Linked DNA regions of Homo sapiens: region 1 is linked to region 2. A link is a contact called in ENCODE Hi-C or POLR2A ChIA-PET data. All regions are on one chromosome and are shown on one strand. Each heading gives the region's core, a stretch centred on a gene start or an enhancer-like site at or near the end of the contact. The rest is flanking DNA. Distances are from core to core; before and after follow the strand shown.

Region 1 (6,082 bases), core at 2,023-4,522, 36 kb before region 2:
AAAGCACCAGAGGGCCTGGTCTAATGATTAGGAGTAATCATTAGAATGGTGTAATTCATCATGGTGTAGGTAGTAAAGTTAAATGATCCAATTTATTAGTCCATTATTCATTCATTAGTCCATTATGGTTGCTTACCTTACATATGACTAGGTTGGTGAACAAGGTTGTCCTATTACTTATCCTATTATATGTAAAAGTCTGCCCAAAGCTGTTTTAATCATTTGTATGAATGTAGGTACCATTTCAAAGTGCACTCCTTATCATAAACTCTTGAGATACATACTAAGATGATATAAAAGAGAGTGGCAAATCCTATAGCACTGTGCTAATTTAATAACTTACAAAGTTCATCAATAGAACAATATACTTTTGTTCTCATGCTGACTCTTGTTCTCAAGTTGAAGATTACTCCAAAGTCACTATAGTCATATTATGCTGTCTGGGGCTCTTCATTGAAATTTTGAAAATAGGAGGAGGAGCATATCCAGTGGTGAAAGAGAAAACATTTTGGTAAGTGGAAATGGGAGAAAAGGAAGCTTGCCTGACTACCTAATAGGCCTTACTTAGTTGCTTCAGTGATGGGGACCTAGTAGACCACAGAAGGGCCAAGCTGTCTGGAAAAGAGAAGGGTTGTCATTTCTGGAACCCCTACTATGTGCCAGATACTTCATGGGTCTTTTACATCTTTAAGTTGAACCTATGGGGGATTTTATTGCATTCGTTTTAAAGATAAGTTAACTGCTGTCCATTTAAAAAAGTAAGTACAGTTGCTTTGCAAGATCACACAACTTTTATGGGGCAGGGCCTGGGCTTGAGTCCAAGACTTCAAAGCTTGTGTTCTTTCCACTAGCCACCTACTCTCAGAATGCTCCTGTTAAACCCATTATGTGGCAAGTCAGGTATGTGTTGCACTTGACATCTTTTTTAGTTTTCCACTTGTACAAACATTCCCTGAAAAATTGTGGAGAGGTTCCATACAGTGGAACTTGAGATTTCATCTACTCAGCCTTCTACCCTGAAAGGTTCCTCTGAGCTCATCACTGTAACCTGAAATGTCTTTCACATGGATCTGAAAACATTTAGTGAAGTAGAAAGTACTGTGCTCATAGTAGTCATTCTGTGGTACCTTTTTTTCCTTTTTAAAAAAAGGAAAAAGTTTAGTTGACACCAAATAGTTGTATATATTTGTGGGATACAGAGTGATATTTTTATATATGTATACACTGCATAATGATCAAATCAGAGTAATTAGCATATTCATCACCTTAAACATTTATCATTTCTTTGTGTTGGGAACATTCAAAATCCTCTCTTCTAGCTTTGAACGTATACAATAAATTGTTATTAACTATATTTACCCCATAGTGCAATAGAAAACTACAACTTATTCTTCCTATCTAGCTCTAATTTTGTATTCCTTACCCAAACTCTCTGTCTTCCTCTTCCCACTAATCTTCCTAGCTTCTAATAACCATAATTCTACTCTCTATTATGAGCTCAATGTTTTTTAGCCTCCAGATATTAGTGAAACTTGCAGTATTTGTCTTTCTGTACCTGACTTATTTTACTTAATGTCCTCCAAGCTCATCCATGTTGCTGCAAATGACAGAATTTCATTCCTTTTCATGAGTGAATAGCATTCCATTATTATATGCCATATTTCCTTTATCCATTCATTTGCTGATGGACATTTAGGCTAATTCCATATCTTGGCTATTGTCAATAGTGCTGCAATAAACGTGGGGTGCAGATATCTCTCCAATACATTGATTTATTTTCCCTTGGATAAATACCCAGTAGTGGGATCACTGTAATATGGTAATTCTATTTAAGCTTTGTTGCAAAACCTCCATACCGTTTTCCATAATAGCTGTGCTAACTTACTTTCCCATCAACAGTTTATAAGAGTTTGCTTTCCTCCACATCCTTGCTGGCTTTTGTTATTTTTTATCTTTCTGATAATGGCCAAAAGCTTTTAGCTTTTCCTCACTCATTGTGACATTAGCTGTGTGTTTGCCTGTTTTGTGTTGAGGTTTGTACCTTCTATGCCTAATGTGTTGAGAGTTTTTATCATTAAGGGAAATTGAATTTTATCAAATGCTTTTTTCTGCCTTTATTTGTAGGACTTTTTAGTAACAAATTTCATTATAGAATGTAAATATTATAAGGAAAAAATATATGTTATAATATGAATTAATAATGGCATGAATATTAAAACCAAACAAAATGCATATTGGAAAAATTGGCACTATTGCACAAACACAGACATCTAGGGGAATGTCTTTCTCTCTGGTGTTCGTGTTTTTACCTTCTTCAGCCATGTGAAAAGACTTTCAAAGGTTCTATTTTATTCTCAGAGTTGACAGACTCACCCTTCAACAGAGTGGGCATCAAAAGCCAATAGCTGCCTTGAGTAAATTAATTTTTGTTGATTTTAGTTCCCCTTTAAGACTTCCTGAGATACTGATCATGGAAATGAATATTAGCGATTTAATTCTGGCACCTCGTCAGGACTCACACTGCATTCCTGGGTGCAGCCTGGAACATCACTGCTGGCTGGACTCACTTCTCCTTGCCCACCAAGGGACCTGAAAACCACATTAAGGTGGAGAGGAGAGTGTGGCACCTCCTTGCTCAGAGATCGGCCAGTTCACTGTACTTTATTGACTGTGGACTGTTGATTTATCCAGCCTTCTCATTTCACATGTGAGGGAGGGCGATTTGGAGTGACTTCTGTGCACTTACATAGCTGATAATAGAGGATGGACCAGAATCCACATCTCCAACTACCAGTCCAGAATTCTTTCCATTCCCCAGTCACTCACTTATTCATACATTCATCTAACATTTATTGGATGCCTACAGTGTGTGTATAGCTGTGACTACAAAGATGAATTGGACGCAGACCCTGAACTCAAGATCTTTACCCTGGCTTGTGTTTTTGATTTCCCAGAGGGTCTGAGGTCCATTAGGAAGGTGACTATCTGCCAGGGCAGTCTCTCCATGCCGGCTGGATTAGGCAATCACTGCTGGCCGTATGCAGTCCCGTTTTCAGTGTCCAAGTCTATTCTTCATAGATGGCCTATTCTCTGTTTTTCTGACTTTCTTACTGGGGTTTCTCACCCAAACATAGCATTACTGATAAATAATATTTAAGTGGCTGAGCTCTGAAGATTAAGCTATTAATATCACAAACAGGCTCCATATTCTCTCTAGTAAAGAGCGAAAAAGAGTCAGTATGTATGTGTGTGTGTGTTTACACATATGAGCATGCGGTGTGGCTCTCTGAGACACTTAGAAGAAAAGTTCCTGCGTGCTCATGAAAGGCCCATAGTACAGCTATGAGTATATTCCAGGCCTCACATGGCTGCAGTATTCACCAGATTACCAATATTAGAGAAGCAGATTTTTTTCTATGGGTAATTTTTAATAATTTAAGGGCTCTCATTTCTCATTATTTCAGAAATCCAACTTGGAGCTTCTCATTTGATCAGCAAGTATTTTCCAAGGGCCTCCTGTATTCTCAGCCCTGTAAGAGGTTTGGGCCTTGGAGGCTGAGTCAGAGATCATGATATTCAAACCGTTTTCACTTTCATTTTGTTGTTGTCATTTTCTCTCCATTTGATCCTGAGGTAAAAAAGGACTAGTAATATTATCTCTATGTCACAGAGGAGGAACCAGAGGCACAGAGAGGCTTAATGACTTGCCAGGACCCTCAAGGCTATAAGCAGGAAAGCAGGGGCGAGACCACCAGGCTTCTTACCGCTAGGACAATGCTTTTTTTTTTTTCTAACTATGCCAGATTGCCAGTCCATATTTTTTTTAATTCAGGAAGGATTAGAGAAAAAATATTGCAAGCATATAAATGTAATCTCATGATAGAATAGTAACAATTACATAAAAATACTAAAGTTCATTTTAAATACTACCTAAACTAGGTCATGAATTCATCCTATAGCTTTTTCTCCCAGCAGGCATAATTGAGTTGCTTTCCCAAATGCCAGGTTATTCTACCCATGCGAGTTATAAAGACCTTTTTCTTGAAGGGATTACTGCTGAACTTCTCCTAAGTCATGACTTTGTGATGGGAGAGATATAAGTAACATGTTCGTTGGGCTTTTATAACTCTAGAGAAAGCTCTTCCTAAATCTTGGAGCTTACTGCTCAGCCAACTTATTGACTTTGTTTAGGAGGTGGCCATTAGCCTCTCAAACCACAGAGGTTTGGACTGTTCAACTACAGTAAGCCCAGAAGCAAAGAGAGATTAGAACACAGCATCACTGGGTGAAAATGGGGAAAGCTAAACTGCTTCGAAATTGCAGTGCTCTGTCCTATACTCATTTCTGGAGGAATCAAGAAGAGCCTGAAGCAGAAGTGACCCACTGGCCTTGGAGACAGGAGGCAATGGAAAAGCACAGTTCATCCACAAACCAGCCTCTCTGAGCATCAGCTTCCTAGCTGCGTGACATTCCCAAGACTCTTCCCTGCACTAATTTCCACATTTATAAAAAAGAACCACAGATGTGTCCTTGATGGTCATCTTACTGTCATCTGTTACCACCACATACGCTGTCTTGTTATGTGGCTTGGGAAAATCTATAAACTGGTCTTTTGGCTTTGATCACCTGATTGATTTACTGTCAGCAGATGATATTAAAATTAGCTTTCATTTGTTGAGCAAATCTGGATGGGCAATTGAGGTGGAAACAGGGAGTGGCCTGGGTGGTGGCTGGAATTAGAATAGTAATCTCTTGTGTTTTAGAGGTTACAAAGCACTTTCCCACATGTAGTCTCATTGAATTACTACAAAGTCCTGCAAGGGCTGGTATTCTTAACCTCATCAGACAAATGAGAAATTGATGTTCCGAAAGATAAAGTGACTGGTCAGCATTCACAAAAAGATTTGGTGGCAGTACAAAAAGTGGAATAAAAGCAAAAGCTCTTGCTTGCTTTCTGGTGCAACACATCAGAGATTGATTAGAATCTACTATAAGGCTTTTTGGCTATGCTGAGATGATCGACAATTAATTATAAAACACTGTCAACATAGACACTGGTGCTCTTCTCTTTCTGGGCTTTCATACCTGCTCTTCTTGAGGTTTCCCTCCCCAACCTCTATCTGTGTGTAACTCCTTCAGTTTATCACTTGGAAACCACTTCCTCTAAGAAGACCCAAGACCTTGCTAGATGCCCATCCTATGGGTTTCCATGGCATCCAAATATTACCCACACTCTGTTCATACCACTCTAATTCAATTGCCTGTGTTGGAATATAGCTCCATTTAGGCACTAAGAATACTTATTCACGAGTCATTCATGAGTGGTTATTTTTTCACCATTGTAACCACAACACCTTGAACAGTAGACCCTGGATAAACATTTCTTGAGAAAATGTTGCCTGATCTGCTGTAGCCAAGAGGAAGTTTTGCTTCCACATTGCCCTCAGGGCTGGGAGGGAATTAGAATCTCTTCCCCTACCCTCCTGCTTTATTAAGGTATAATGGACAAATAAAAATTATATATATTTATGGTGTATAGCATGATGTTTATATATATATGTGTGTGTGTGTATATATATATATATATACACACACACAGTGAAATGATTAAATCAAGCTTGTTAATATAATCTGTCACCTCATAGACTTTTTGTTTATGGTAAGAACATTTAAGATCTACTCTCTCAGCAATTTTCAAGCATACAATACCTTATTGTTAGCTAAAGTCACCGTGCTGTGCAATAGATTTCCATAGCTTATTCCTCCTAACAGAAACTTTGTACCCTTTGACCAATCTTTAAAGCCATCCAAGACAGTACCATTTCCAGAAGGAGGCTCTTAGGAATCCAAAGAAACCAAACTCTAGCTATTTGCATAAAATGTTAGATCATTCCCAGAAGTAAGCCTTAGAGTTGAGAGAGTACTAGAAGTGTGACAAGGATGGAGGTTAGCATTTGTGTATCCTTATGGGAAAACAGGTAAGAGCGGATATTTTTGGAGTTACTGGGAAACTTAACCATGACACTTGGCCTGCTTATGTGTCTGGTATTATTGCTGGGAACCAAGCTTCATGCCAAACCTC
Region 2 (6,421 bases), core at 681-3,180:
TATGATATAAGGCAATGAGGCCAGGGAGTGGTGGCTCACGCCTGTAATCCCAGCACTTTGGGAGGTCGAGGCAGCACTTTGGGATTGCTTGAGCCCAGGAGTTCGAGATAATGCAATGCAAACATTTTTGTGGCCACCAGAAAGAAATTGATCTACACCAGTTCTTTGGGAACTGAATTATCCATGGCAAAAAAAAACTATATTCCATATTCAGTTTTCAATGTTGCTGAAATTATCTGAGATTTCCATCCAAGTTGACATCTTAAAACTTTATCATGATCATCACTCCCTTTACTATGTAGTCTTATTTGGCCATATTTTGCTTACCCTTATCAACTAAGGAGCCAGTGTAAATCTCTGAGTTGCAGATCTGGAAGTGATGTGAAGAAATGTTATAGAGGGAGTGTACTTATCAGTGGTATCCACTACATTTTTGCAAAAACTCTGTGTTCCTAGTTCTGTTTCAGCTACGTGGCCACTAAGTTTTGTTTGCAATGTCTGATCTTAAGAACAGCGATAGGTGAAATTGTGTTATGCTGAGGGGTATTTGGGAATTACATAAGTGCAGTCTACATGCAACTGGTAGAGAGTTAACTGTGTTTGGTGGAGGAAAAGCAAGCATCTTTCATCTTTACTTCATCTAGGTAGGGTTGTGCTTTTTTAGTTTGTTTGTTTTCCTTAATCCTTTAAATTTTGAAGAAAACTGAGTGATTCAAATCTCCTAAAAGACTTTCTCAAATGTACTTCATAGCCTAGAGAGTTAGCTAAGAAACATCGTCCTCTGTTTGGCCCAAATTTCTCTGATCCCTTAATGCTGGCCACAGTCCAGATGGAATTCCAGAATTTTAGAGAATGGTGCTGCCAGGTAGGTTAGTCTTGTAAATTATTTTCCTCCAAGAATTACTAGAAGATGGAATAAGTTCAGCAGAAGTTTTACAAGGCAATGGTATTGTTATTTAAGATGAAAAGGATGGCTAGTGAACCTCCTGCCAGCTGCCCAAATTCGATTAGACATGTTAGAGCTAGCCGTTTTGCTTAACAACAGATTGCCTTCTTAGAATTGTTCATTAATTTTGTGTTTCAATTTTCATCACCTCCTGAATTAGAAGAATTGTCTTACACTTCAGCAAAATGCATCAGAGCATGAGTTCCTCAGTGGCAAAACAGTCAGATGTTTTGAAAACAGGATGCTTTGGCTCTCCATTATAAAAAGAGGAACGGAAAGAGAAACAGTATAGAAAGGAAGAAAGCAAATAGCCTCAGCAGGGTCCCCAGCCCAACAACGGCATAAACAGTGACCTATCTTCCTGACCTTCACTGTGGCTCAGTTCCTGACCTCGTGTCACCAAAGCCAACCAACGTCATTAGAGGAGGATAGGAGGAATGGCGCAGCTGCTGTGAGGGTGACTACAATTTCCTGTCTCCTTCCTGACAGACGCAGTCAGTAAAGTACAGGGTTGCAACAACAGTGGCTGAGGAAGGACCAACCCAGAACAATCCCAGGGAGGCGTAATTGTGACTGGCGGGGAATGGGGAGGTGTTCCTTCCCTCATTGTACTGAGAAACCTAGTCTTTCACCTAGAATTTTCAGGTGAAAAACGTCAAAAGGGTCATTCTTACCCAGAATGCTAAATGTTTTTCAAAAGATGAACATACTGTGGTATTCAGAAAAGCTATATTCAAGCAACTAGTCACTGTCTTCACTTCCCCCACAAACGCCCTCCACTGTCCTTTTCATTCTCCATTGGTTTGGCTCTGGGGCTGTTTTATATGCAGAACAAAGGTTGGGTGCTGCTGGGTGAAAATGGATATTCTGTTGTTGAAGAGTGGCCCTGTGTATTAGTACTTTTTTTTTAGAATGAAGCATTAGGACTTAGCACTTGAGTAAATGTTTGCTAAGATAGAAATGGAAGATAGATGGTCCTTCTTCTCTTAAGGCATTGTGAAGTCGGCTACAGATAACCATCATGAGGAAGTGAGTCCTCCTGGCTATGCAGGCTTATTTTTCCAGTTCTTCAGGTGCAGCCATACTACAGTACTAAACATGGAGCACAAAGGCAACTAATTGCCAGTGCTCTTGGGTTTGCAGGATAAAGTCACACTATTCTACCAGGCCCCGAGCCAGCTGGGAATTAGGCTGCATGACACTGGATGGTGATCATGACAGGCTGATTGCCCTAATGAGGGGTGAACCATTTTGTATTTAACTAAATAATCAATAACTATGGAAAATGCCAGCTCCTGCAGAACTGACAGGAAATAGATCTTACTGGCCAATGGATTCATCTTAGAACTCTGTAAGAGAGAGGGTAGACAGGCGCTCAGTCCTTGAAAGGAATATTCATGCCACTTTTGCCTAAAATGTAATGATATGATTACAGCAGTGCCGCCCTTAGCATAAGATGCATCCATTTGCTGGGCCCTGTGCTGTAATCAGAGGGCCTTAGCCTGGCCTTCCTTCTGCTGCCCTCCACCCAAGGAAGTAAGGAGTTGGCCGGGCCAAGGGAGCAGCTTTGCTCCCCTCTCTAAACTACATTTTGCATCTGCTGGACCCCCACATTCTCTGTCCAAATGGCTTTGAACCCACTTCCCGGCCACACAAGCCTCTTCCTGGGATGTGCTGCAGGCATACACACCCTTAGGCCTAAGGAGTTTAACCAAGAGGCAGCAATGAGAGGTGTGAAGAGACTTGTGTAGGAGGAACTTGGGTAAGCAGGCTGCGGTCCAGGGCTCACGACGGCTGCTCACAGGTCCCTGGAGATGGAAGGACATGGGGAAAGAGGAGGGCCAACCCATATCCAAGGAGTTCAAGAATTCTAAATTCAACCTGACCTTCCAGGCTGTTATGGAGGGATATCTGTCAAGGTAAAGGAGATAGCTCAATGTATATCTTTGTATATTTAGACTTACAGTGTGTGGCCCCACACATGTTAGAGGTGACCCTGGATTAGAGGGCAGAATAGAATTAAAATCAGTTCTGGTAGCCAGGTGGGCACTCACACATTTTTTTGGTTCAACTTTTCTCTCTTTACTGCTCAGATTTATATAGACTAAATTATGGAGGGAGCAAAATAAAGTGAAAAGAGCCTAGGAATAAGCCATGAGTTTGAGTTCTAGCCCTGCCTTTACTTAGGTATAGTAATATAGACAATAAAACTATTTGGAATCTTTCCATATTCTCTTCTATAAAACAAAATAATTGGAAAAGACCCAGCTCTTCAGTTTATTGATTGAATAATATTAGTAAACAACAGAACTACCTTTACAGGTGTATGCAAACATTGTGCTAAGCTCTTTACCTCATTCTGTAATCAATATTCACAGTAACACTTTGAAATAGGTACTGTTATTATTCCTGCTTTACAGATGAGTAAAGTGAGGCATACAAAGTTGAAATAACTTGCTTAAGGTAAATCATAGAGCCAGGATTCATATCCAGTCCATCTGACTTACCATCAATGATCCCAATGAGGCATATAAAGAAAGAAAAAAGTTTAGAGTTATTTAATAATTCTTCTAAGGGGATTTTGGATTGGTTGGTGGGTGATCTTGTTCTTTCAACTGTGGCAAGCATTATTAGTGAGGCCTAGTTCAAATTTATATTCTGTAGCTACCATACTCACAGCCTCTAGGATGGCCATTAATTGCCCTAAGCTCAGTCTTCTTGCCTGGGAAGCAGTGTAAGGGGAAAGAGCAATCGCAATTATAGAAAATGGTTATAAAGTGCTCATAAAAATGCAAATAATAGTATTAAACTAATCCATTGCCTATTTCAGATCAATTTGCTCACTTCACTATCTGTTTCTTAAAATTCTCCAACATAGCCTAAGATAAGATAGTAAAGGTCTGTTCAAAGCACTGTAGACTAACCCCAAATTCCCTTTTTCCCTGCTTCTCAAAATAAAAAGGGAAATAGAGATAAGCTATTCTTGGCCGGGCGCGGTGGCTCACGCCTGTAATCCCAGCACTTTGGGAGGCCGAGGCGGGCGGATCACAAGGTCAGGATATCGAGACCATCCCGGCTAAAACGGTGAAACCCCGTCTCTACTAAAAATACAAAAAAATTAGCCGGGCGTAGTGGCGGGCGCCTGTAGTCCCAGCTACTTGGGAGGCTGAGGCAGGAGAATGGCGTGAACCCGGGAGGCGGAGCTTGCAGTGAGCCGAGATCCCGCCACTGCACTCCAGCCTGGGCGACAGAGCGAGACTCCGTCTCAAAAAAAAAAAAAAAAAAAGAGATAAGTTATTCTTATTTTTTAATTTATATGATCATTCAAATGATTTGGGCAATTTCATTATATGCCACAACCTTTCCAAGGCATGGAACATGACCATAAAACAGAGAATTAATGCTTCAGTAATATGTAAGGGAAATTTTTGGAAGTAACATGTCCACTGTTTTCCTTGGGCATTGTCTTCAAATAAAGATGAAAGAGAAGATTAAGCTATTTATTCTTTGTCATTGTTTCAGTTACTCTTTCTATGACAAAATGGAGTTGTATTAGTGAGTATTAGTATTAGTGCAATTCAGTATTCCAAGTTCTAGTCTTCTCAAAACTTAGCAAATCAAAGAGTTTGAAAGTTATTTGGTGCTTTGTAGTAAGTTTGATTTGTAATCTGTTTTGTTTTATTCAAATAGTTCTTCATTGGTTTTAACAGAACCATTTCTTTACTCAATGGTAATCCATTTGGCCCAATCTTTCTGCCTAACTCACTTGAAAGTCCTCAAGTGAGCAAGTCTCTAAAAAACAAACAGAAATGAAGAGGACATTGCCTTTGATTGTTTTACCTCTGGCTACCTGATAAGAGAGCATAATAGTCTCAAAATCTGATAAATAAATCATTTTAAGGGGAGTATCTTTCTCCACATTGGGGAAAAAATAATAGTTATGTTTAGATTGTCAAATGTAAATGTAAATGTAGAACACTAGTCTTCAAAAATAGAATTCAACCCGTTAGCAGAATAAATGTTTAGTCTCCATTTTTTTAATACTTTTTTCTCATCTTTTAAAAATTGTTTAGTTTTTTTTTGTTTGTTTTTTTTGTTGTTTTTTTTTTTTTAGAATATGTCCGAGTCTAAAAGGCTCCTAGGTTGTATGCCATTGTTGTCTATGAAAGAAAAACCAAGGGCGATGGTGCTTGCATTTGCAGTATTCTTCCAAAACATTTTTCTTCTGAGTAAAAGTGTGCTCAACAAGTGGAGATAGCTCAGACATCTGGAAGCCAGGACTTACTAAACAAGAAGATGCCAGGGCAAATTTGTGCCACAGTCAATAGGTTTCACACTCTTGAAGGCATGGTGCCAGTTGTCAATATGCTTTCCTGAGCATCCTTTCCCTCTAGCATTTTTCAGGGACCTACCAGCACCTCTCTGTCTTGCTCACTTGTACGTGATGTTTCCCTCAAGTGGTGCCAAACTGTTTAGTCTCTTGTGTATTTCACTGTAACTTCCTTTGTTTGATTGACTTTAAAGTAGCCAAGTGCTTCCACAAAGAAAGGACTGTTAAGTTATTTAGAAACGAAGAAGACAGTAAAACTCCTGTTTCTTTTGTTTCTGCTTTGGGAAGTGCCAGATAATTTTTTCTTCTTATGGAATAGATTTTAAAGCTATAAATCTTGCCATTCTGTTCAACAGTCACTTTTTTCCTTCTGCTAATTAATTGTAATTTTAAAATGTATCAGTTTTGAAATCTAGAGCCCCCAAAGATTGAAGTTTAGTAAATTTATTAAAATAAAATGTATCTTCATGGCTCAGTAACTTTCATCTTCTAATTTTTTTAGCTACTCAAAATAATTATAATTTTTTAATTAACTATTAAATACTTTACATGGCTGCCATCCCCTCACTCTTTGCTAACAGCATAGTGCATAATGTTTTAACTTTAAGCAATTATAAAAATGAAATTTGAATACACATACTGGGAAGTAAAAATGACTAAGCCAATTTTTAAATTTTAGATTTAGGACAAGAGGTGTTGGCATTTGATATCTAAAAAGATAGATTTTAAGTAGTTGTTTTAGAAAGAAAATAGTAAAAAGAAAAATTATCAGTAAATAAAAATAGATTTCAACTCAATTATATAGGCTATGCTAAAGCCAATCAGACAGGGCACAGTGAAGTATTAATTTACCAACTATCTAATGTCTTTGGTCACTATTGATGAAATTTGATAAATCAAACCAAAAAAGATCTAAACATTTTCTTTCTAGTTATAGTTTTACATGATTACATTAGACAAAGTCCTAGAACTTTAAGCCTAGAAGAGAGCCTTAAGTATTATTTTCTATTTCTATTTGAAGTCATTTTATAGATGAGAAAAAGAGGTGGCTTTTGCCACTAATGACAAGTGAGGATTAAAGTACCTAATGTACTCCAAATAACTTTGTAAAATATAGAGCACATTCTAAATGAAAAGTAATTTTA

What was found. A loop is a pair of places that touch in the nucleus more often than their neighbours do. ChIA-PET counts read pairs that join two places held with the same protein, here RNA polymerase II (POLR2A). Pooled maps may share reads with other maps.
Region 1: a loop to region 2 is called in a map of CD14-positive monocyte, with 2.3 times the contacts of the local background. The contact joins two enhancer-like sites. A Hi-C loop is called at or near these places in 15 of 168 maps with a recorded cell type or tissue (B cell, CD14-positive monocyte, CD4-positive, alpha-beta T cell and 9 more), 24 of 37 single-sample maps with no recorded cell type and 20 of 50 pooled maps. POLR2A ChIA-PET finds 5 or more read pairs at or near these places in 28 of 52 experiments (A549, A673, CD4-positive, alpha-beta T cell and 21 more).

The regions. Positions count from the first base shown.
Region 1 is chr1:66,297,784-66,303,865 of GRCh38, forward strand. The region is part of intron 7 of PDE4B (phosphodiesterase 4B); the gene reads left to right. Among named protein-coding and RNA genes, the nearest start is that of SGIP1, 230 kb to the right of the region's middle. RefSeq lists an enhancer at 3,607-3,666. Within about 2 kb of position 3,273, at least 12 of the 41 ENCODE cell types and tissues checked have a DNase peak (open chromatin) inside an H3K27ac peak, as active enhancers do; they include B cell, CD14-positive monocyte, CD4-positive, alpha-beta T cell and 4 more, where a contact is called at or near this core.
Region 2 is chr1:66,334,806-66,341,226 of GRCh38, forward strand. The region is part of intron 8 of PDE4B (phosphodiesterase 4B); the gene reads left to right. Among named protein-coding and RNA genes, the nearest start is that of SGIP1, 200 kb to the right of the region's middle. RefSeq lists enhancers at 2,131-2,180, 2,241-2,290 and a silencer at 5,181-5,475. Within about 2 kb of position 1,931, at least 32 of the 41 ENCODE cell types and tissues checked have a DNase peak (open chromatin) inside an H3K27ac peak, as active enhancers do; they include B cell, CD14-positive monocyte, CD4-positive, alpha-beta T cell and 4 more, where a contact is called at or near this core.